Linked DNA regions of Homo sapiens: region 2 is linked to region 1. Evidence: read pairs that join two places in POLR2A ChIA-PET (ENCODE). Cell type or tissue: PC-9. All regions are shown on one strand. Each heading gives the region's core, and the rest is flanking DNA. Links, peaks and the distances in the headings are about the cores only. Region 1 overlaps SNX29 (sorting nexin 29). Region 2 has its middle 6.2 kb from the start of SNX29-AS3.

Evidence for each region. Peaks named below come from ENCODE experiments on the same cell type or tissue, not always from the same donor. Only the 100,000 strongest peaks of a DNase experiment are listed, where the experiment ranks them.
Region 2: POLR2A ChIA-PET joins it to region 1 with 6 read pairs; 1 of 35 experiments calls an interaction of 5 or more read pairs at or near these places.

What each region holds. Positions count from the first base shown.
Region 1 is chr16:12,186,111-12,190,507 of GRCh38, forward strand. The region is part of intron 13 of SNX29 (sorting nexin 29); the gene reads left to right. Among named protein-coding and RNA genes, the nearest start is that of SNX29-AS2, 180 kb to the right of the region's middle. In PC-9, for the core only: no CTCF peak of the experiment used is centred there; DNase peaks (open chromatin) are centred at 911, 2,381 and 2,791; H3K27ac peaks cover 2,073 bases.
Region 2 is chr16:12,615,120-12,619,516 of GRCh38, forward strand. No RefSeq gene overlaps it. Among named protein-coding and RNA genes, the nearest start is that of SNX29-AS3, 6.2 kb to the left of the region's middle. In PC-9, for the core only: no CTCF peak of the experiment used is centred there; no DNase peak of the experiment used is centred there; H3K27ac peaks cover 2,175 bases.

The sequences.
Region 1 (4,397 bases), core at 160-4,159:
AGTACCAGTTATGAGCTATTCAGTTAACCCTTTTAACCCTTACCACGTGGGCCATTACTGTAAATCTATATATATATTTGTTGTTGGGAGCTTTTCAGTTTCTAAAGGAACTTCTTTTTTTAAAAAATCTTTATTTTGAAGTAATCTGAGATTTGCTCAAGAATTGCAGGGACAAAAAAAGAACTCCCATGTGCTCTTCCTGCAGAGCGACTAGTTAATATTTTGCTCTATTGGAGACAGATTTATCTGTATCTATATCTCTGTGTATCCATACAAACTTTTTTCCTGATCTATTTAAGAATTAGTTGCAAACATCATGACCATTTGCCCCTAAATACTCAAGCAGATAATTTTCTAAGAACAAGGATACTTCCTTACACGACCGCAGTGTGATGATAAAATGCAGGAAATGTAACACTGGTGCAGTATTATGACGTGATATTTAGGCTATATTCATATTTCACCAATGGGGCCAATTTAACCTTTCATGGCTAATCTCTCTGACTGAGTTGGGATCCAGTCCAGGATCAGGCATTGCACTGAAGGGTCCTGTCTCTTTAATCTGGGGAACACCTCCACAGCTTCTTTGTCTTTCATGACCTTGACTTTTTTTTCTGGGTCCCTCTTCTGGCCAGTTGCTTGATAGAACATCCCTCAATTTGGGTTTGTCAGCTGTTTCCTCATGATTAGGTTCAGGTTATGTGTTTTTGACAGGAACTCAAGGCTTTTAATCCATCTCCTTTTGGCCTAATAAAGAGACACTATAGCAAGTAGACTTCTGGTCTCACAGATGGCAAAACTCAATGCCAAGAGGTCAAAGTCAAGAGAGATGTAGCACTCAGTGGCCGGGGCTGACTGTGGCTCACAGCTGTGTTTTGTTTGGCACTTGAGATGTTTGAAAAATGAGTCAATCACTGGTTAAAGACCTGATGGGTCCCGGAGGAATCCGGACTTCCACCTGCTCTTGAAGAGTTGGAAGATCTGGCCACACAGGGCCATATTCCTGTCTGCCTGGTTTTGAGTCCTGGACAATGGGCACACATTCTCTACTTTGCTGTGGCCTCCACCATTCACAAGATGCCCCTGTGCATGTCCCCTGGGCATGCTTCATTCTTCTGTTACCTGCACTGCCCCTCTATGCCTGGGACTCTGAAAGATATGTTATAGAGCTGGGCGCGGTGGCCCACTCCTGGAATCCCAGCACTTTGGGAGGCCAAGGCGGGTAGATCGTGTGAGGCCAGGAGTTTCAGTCTGGCCAGCGGGGCAAAACCCTGTCTCTACTAAAAGTACAAAATTAGCCGGGTGTGCACGCCTGTAATCCCAGCTACTTGGGAGGCTGAGGCAGGAGAATTGCTTGAACCCAGGAGGCGGAGGTTGCTGTGAGCCGAGATCATGCCACTGCACTCCAGCCTGGGTGACAGAGTGAGACTCTGTTTAAAAAAAAAAAAAAAATCCAGGATAGGCTCCCAGTTGTGTTCTCTCCATCTGCTGCTCTGTAGTCTTCTTGGGGCCTGTCGGGAAACAATTTTCTATTTCATAGTAGTTTCTCTTGCCTGTTCTCCCCCCAACCCCCTTTTTTTGAAGGTGTTTATTTGGGTTGCCAGACTTGTGTTTATGTACCTCTTCATGCAGTGGTACTGTTGGCATTCACTCCTCCAAAAGGTGAGTTGTCACATTGGTACATTAGGGTATTCCACACTGGCTTCCATGGAAGCCCAGTTGAGTCCATGAGAGGCTCCCTCACCTTCCCATTATTTAGGGAAATCCTGCATCCCTCGAGGGACCTGATGCAGCTGAGGGAAATCGGATAATCATTTTCTGAAGTGGTGAGGTTGAATCCACCATGCCCTAGGAGTTAGCTAGGGGATGAGCTGGGGAAGAGGACTCAGTCGTTTGATGCCTGACCTTGAAATATGTCCAGGTGATAATTTGAGCATTATTCCAAGTGTTTCCCTAGTCCTCACTCCCTAGGAGAAAATAGTCCTCCTTGATTTGGAATATGATGACACTGGAGCCCTGGTTTGCAATTTATGAGTAATAATGATGATGACAATGAATTACTAACCGCTAACATTTATTTAATAATTACCATATGCCAGACACTTTATTTATACACACACATACTTATTTTAATTCTGTCTGTAGTTTCTGAAGGTAGATACTTTCATCATCCCATTTTATAAATGCTAAACTGGGGCTCAGAGAGGTTAAGCAACTTGCCCAAGGTCATACAGAGGTAGAGCAAGCATTCCCGTCAGGGCTGTCTGACCTGAAAGCAAACACTTTTTAATGGCACAAAGTGCTGAAATGAGCTGCCTTCTTGGTGCCAGAGGAGTAGCTTATGTAAGTTTTGAGTGAGGGACTGACAAGTATGATTCCGGCTGTTAAGTTTGGAACCCTGTGATTTTCCCATTGCACCCAGGATATTTTGGGTGTGTGTCATCTGTAATTAATTACCTTCTTGAGTGACGAGTTGTTTGGGCTGTTTCTCTGGCTCTGGATATGCAATACAGGGGCCAGTGTGCCATTCTGAGTGGGATTTACCAGGTGGCTAATGAGATGGGCTTTATAAAATAAATAGTGCAAGGATGGTTACGGGGGAGAGAGCACTAAAAATCAAACAAGCTTTTTACAGCTCCATTTTCCACCCCCTCCAGCTGGCAGAAATGAGATGCCACACAGCTTAATCCAGAGAACAGCCAAGGAGGAATGCAGACATCCTGGAATTTGAGTCCCCTGGCAGCAGCCCTTGCCCTGTCTTATTAGAGAAAACTGGAAGGAAAGGAAAAGTTACCCAGACTTCTTGTACGTGGGAGGTACCACTGTTTTCTGAACAGGGTTATGAGCAATAATCGTTATGATTGTGATATGGCAGGAGGGCACATGGCAGGGAGTGGCTCCCAGGTGCCAGAGTGGCCCAGAAGTGTCCTGGAGGCTTGCCAAAATACAGATTCCAGGCTTCACCCCAAGAGGGTGATTACAGAGAGGGCCTGGGAATCTGCTTTTTACTTTTTAATTTTTCACCCCTGAGTCTGTTAATGTGTTTCCTACAAGCAAAACATTCTCCTTTGTAATAACAATATAACAATCAGAATTAGAAAATTAACATTGACACATTTCTGCTGTCTAATCTTCACATTATGCTCAACTTTAACCAGTAGTCCCAGCAATGTCTTTTCTTGCAAAATGGTTGAGTCCGGAATGACACATGGCATGTGATTTTCATGTCTGTTCGGGCTAGAACAGTTGTCTCTTTTCTTGACTTTCATGACCTTGACGTTTTTGAAGATGATAGGCCAGTTTATTGTGCAGAATGTCCGTGCCTTTGGTTTGCTTGATGTTTCCTTTTGATTAGATTCGGTTTATGCATCTTCGTAGGAATGTTGCAGAGGCGATGCATCTTTTTAGTGCATCCTGGCAGGTGGTGCATGGCTTCAATTTGTTCCATTCCTGATGTTAACTTTGATCCTCTGATTAAAATGATGTCTGTTATGCTCCTTCACTGTGGAGTTTCCCCTTTACAATTAATACATATTTTGTAGGGAGGTTTTTGAGCTCGAAATACCCTATTATGCATTAAATTTTCCATTAATTAATTTTGGATTGTTCAGTTTCTATTTTATTCAGCTTATAATGCATTACTATCACTGTTTTGATGCCCGGATCGTCTCAGAGCGTCCGAGCATCAAAACAGTGATAATAATGGATTATAAGCTGAATCCGTCCCATCCATCCCATTTATCAGTGGGAACTTTTATGAGCTGGCTTCTGTGTCCTTTTAAAGTGGGCCTGTAAGTTCACATTGATGTCTTTAATCCCAGTCCAACATCACCATTGACTTCTCACTTTCTTGACGTATTTGTTATTCTCTTCTCCAATAACAAGATACCTGGCTCCAGTTATCAGTAATATATTCAGTTATTGATCCATCCCCTTGTAAGTTAACTAATCTCTGATAGCTTTGGGCTGAATTGCTTGGGAATAGAAAGTCAGGGTTATGGGGAGATTTGCTTTCTGGAGAAGCTCCTCTGCTCTCTTCATTATAGAGATCCTCCATCCTCTGACCACATCTGGAAGGACCCTGGCCTAGTGCTGGAGGGTAGAGGCTTTGGAGTTGCCCTGATGTCAGTTCCACTTCCACTCCTGATTGACCTTGGCCGGTCACTGACCACACCGAGACTCCATTTCCTTATGGATGAGGGCAATATTTCATGGTACAGAGAAAAATAAGACATGGCCACTGTCTTCAAGGATCTCATACTCTAGATAGGGGAAGATGAGCACAGGCCAGGGGTATTAAAGTATGAGACTTGTTAAGAGAGAAGCTTGTCTAGAATACGCTGGGGGCAGAGGAGGGAGCTGTCACAAGCCCCATGTGGTGGAGGCAGGGTTGGCAG
Region 2 (4,397 bases), core at 215-4,214, 430 kb after region 1:
TTAGTGTATCCTTTGAAAAAGGATACACTAATCTCTTTAAATGCATGACTGGTAATCAAATCAGATAATGCGTGTCAAAGCCTTTGAGTTATGATATGCACATATAATCCATTATCATAGTTCTAACAAGTACTTATCACTGGAAAATAGTAAGAAATCTTATTTTTGCCTAAATGGGGCCATCCCCCAAAGTATAAGAGAACCTTGTTACAGAAGATTTAACTACATTGAACGAGTCAGACCAGGCCTGGTGGCTCATGCCTATAATCCCAGCAATTTCGGAGGCCAAGGCACGAGGATTGCTCCAGTTGAGGAGTTTGAGACCATCCCCGACAAGATAGCAAGACCTTGTCTCTACGAAAGTTTAAAAATTAGCCAGGAGTGGTGGCATGCACTAGTAGTCCCCAGATACTTGTGGAGGATCACTCGAGCCCAGGAGATCGAGGCTATGATCTTACCACTACACTCCAGCCTAAAGCATAGGGTGAGACCGTGTGTTTAAAAAAAAAAAAAAAGTTGGGGGGTGGGGGGGTAACTCAGCATTGGAGATACCAAATGACTTCAGAAAATCCTTTTCTCCCATAAAGCAGAAGGGCCAAAGACCAGAAAAACATTAAAGGAGAAGAACCAGAAAACTAATAATACGGAGGACAAAAAAGAATGACGAAACCAATCCTTTCCCTAGTAATTGAAACAATTAACAAGGATATAGCTGAAGTAACTTGGAGCTGAAAATACTCATTTCATGGATCAGAAAGCATCAACAGAACAGGTGAAAGGAGATCTCTAGCTTGGCAAAGTTCTTATATAATCCTGCATATATCCAGGATAATAAAATGTTAACCACAATAGGCCGCAGTTTTTTTTAAAAAAATCCAGAATAGAACAAAGTTTAAAGGATTGAGCCATGACCTAACAATTTTATGCCACACGAAGCTACTGGTCTCATGTTTAAACAAGACATCATACAAGAAAGAAGAAAAAGTGACACTAACTCAGCCCTCTATATTAAAATGTGACATAAAGCTTGAATAGATATACTAATATCACCCTGCTCTAAGAATTAACCTCCGGTCAATAGCAACTGTATTAATAGCCTTAAGATGTCCCCAAGTATAAAGAACAAGAGACTCATGCTATCGTTTTTGGGTGGTGGGGATAGGGGAAAGACAGGGTCTCCTCTGTTAGCCAGGCTGGAGTACAGTGGCACGATCATGGCTCACTGCACCCTCAACCTCCCTCAACTCAAGGGATCCTCCTACGTTGACCTCCCCAGGCTTGAAAGATCCTCCTCTACACCTCAGCGTCCTGAGTAGCTGGGACTACAAGGCTGGTCTTGAACTCCTGGGCTCAAGCCATCTTCTCTCCCAAAGTGCTAGGATTACAGGTCTGAGCCCCTGCACCCCTCCCATTGCTACTTTTCAAAATTGCACTTGAGGTTGTAGCTTATGTAATAAGAATTTTAAGTAGCAGGGCGATACAAAATTGCAGTTGTTTACACATTATTCTCCAAGCTAGAAAATGGTCAGGAAACTGACATTTACTTTGAGCAGGGTAGTCCCATACTGTATCAACGTAAAAACGAACAAGTCAAATATACAACACAAAGCTTTTTAGAAACAATAGCCGCAAAGCTAAATCTTATTTTAAACGATCTATATAAAACTAAATTTTCACTAAATGACAGACTTGTATCACCCTCAAAGACTGTCAGTCAATTCTTCCCAAATTTTATGAACGTAATGCATCACAACCCTTGTTCCGTATGTCAATTCTTTGTAGAATTTGACCAACTTATTCTGAAACGCAGAAGAGCTAGGGCAGTTTTGGGAAGGGAAAAATAAAGGGAAACTTTGACCACTACAAACAAGAATCATATTACAAAGCTCTATGAAACCAGGGCAGGAATACATAAACCAAAGAATCAACACCCAAGTAGAGACAAAGGTTTGACAGAGGTTAAAGCGGGTATTTTCACATGAGCAGAGCAAGACTCAGTCTTAAAACAACTGCCTGTGCATCCAGAAAAACAGTACATTGGAACACTTGTCACACACAAAAGTGAACTTTAGCAAATCCTCGAACTATTTGAATAATGAAATACAATTTATAGACCTTGCACTATTAGACTTACAAATAAGTTTTTCAAAAACTATAGAAGAAATGACTGATGACCACAGTGAAGTGTTGAGGTTCTGCATGACAAAAATATGAACAAAGTAACACCAACATTCCAGAAGGTATTTGTAACTTACAGCAAATTGTTAATGACAAGGGTCCCCAAACCCCAGGCCACAGACCAAGAAACGTTCGTGGCCCATTAGGAGCAGGTGACACAGCAGAAGGTAAGCAGCTGGCGAACAAAGCGTCTGTATTTACAGCTTCTTCCCATTGGTCACATCACCACCTGAGCTCTGCCTGTCCATCAGTGGCAGCATTAGATTCTCACAGGAGAATGAACCCCTATTGTGAACTGCGCGTGTGAGGGATCTAGATTGCGTGCTCCTTCTGACAAGGTAACTAATGCCAAATGATCTGTCACTGTCTCCCACCTCCCACCTCCAGATGGGGCCGTCTAGTTTCAGGAAAACAAGGTCAGGGCTCCCACTGATTCTACATTATGGTGAGTTGTGTAGTTTCATTATTATGTCATAATTTTAAAGTACACGAGAAATGTAAGGTGCCTGAACCATCTCCCAAACTGTCCTCCCCTCCCACCAACCCCATCTGTGGAAAAACTGTCCTCCACACAACCGGTTTCCTGTTGCCAGAGTTTGCTGACTGCCAATCTACAATGTATGTGCTTTAGAGAACACCCCTTTTGTTTTTTACATTGGCTGAAACTGGTCAAGAAAATAGGCTTCTCTCCCCAAGGCCTCCCCATTTCCCAAGAAAATGAGATACTAATCAAAAAGTGGATATAAATAAGCAATTCACAGAAAATGCACTCACTGACCATATGAAAAGATGTTCACCTCATCAGCAATCAGGGGGCTATAGGTTAATGAAGTATTTCTAGCTATTAAATCACCAAAAGCTTAAATATGATCAGGTGTTCTCACACCTCACTTGTGGTCCAATTCCTATAACCGTTTTGGAGAAAATTTTGACAAAGAAATATGTGCATGCCCCAAGATGGAGCCACCATCAGTATCTCCGCTTGAAAAGCATTTACCCAAACATCAAGATGGCCTGGCCAGGGGCCTGAGCTGTGTGTAGTAAAGAAAAACAACAGGAAACCACCCAGATCGCGTCCAATTGATAGGATGGTTGTGTAAACTTTTATATATTTGGACCATAATAAACCAAGCAGTTAGAAAATTTCTCCGAGTATACTGATACAGCTGAGCTGCAAGCAGCGAAAAAACCAAGTTGCTGAATGATATGTACATGATACAGTTTATACCTAACAGTTGCTGAAAGCATAGATGTTAACGCATAGGAAAGGCCTGGGAAAGTGCACATGAAACTGAACAAGATCTGCCCCAGGGAAGGGGGAAGGAGACTGAGTCCTAGAATCATGGTAGGTGGTCATGGTACAGTGGGTAGCTAGTCAGACATGAGCAGGGAAGCAGCAGCCCCCATCCCCCCACCACCACCAGGAATGCCAGGGCACTACCAGGTCATGTTCTGGCAGTTGTTAATGGTCTGAAATAATTGGTCTCAGCCAGTGCCAGGGAAAGGCAGGCTTACAACAGATAGACACACCTGAGGGCGAGCACAGTTGCTCATGCCTGTAATCCCAGTTTGGGAGGCCGAGGTGGGTGGATCATGAGATCAAGGGTTTGAGACCAGCTTGGCCAACATAGTGAAACCCCGTCTCTGCTATAAATACAAAAATTAGCCAGGCATGGTGATGAACTCCTGTAGTCCCAACTACTCGGGAAGCTGAGGCAGGAGACTCGCTTGAACCCAGGAGGCAGAGGTTGAGGTGAGCTGAGATTGTGCCACTGCACTCCAGCCTGGGAAACAGAGCAAGAATTCGTCTCAAGAAAAAAAAAAAAAAAAAAAAAAAAAAAAAAAAAAAGACACCCTAAACTGGTCATCAACAGCTTACCAGTAAGATCTCAGGAGCTGGGCAAGTGGGCTCAAACATGCAGAGAGGCAAAATAGCAGAGTTTTAAACACTCGACTGGTAAGAGAAGAACACCTCAAGTGGGCTTGTGCACAGCTTCAGTAAGCACACTGGGCATGCTCCACTCCTAAGTGCTGACAGGCCCTGCACATGTGGACAGCCCACCCCAAGGGAAAAAAAAAATCAGGAAAGGGACCCAAGACCCCAGAAGCATGCCAACATACAAACCCATGTCAAAGATCAGCCAGTGCCCATCATCTCTCAAGTCACCCACTTGGCCTCCTTCCAAGTATACTTTACCTTCCTTTCATTCCTGCTCTAA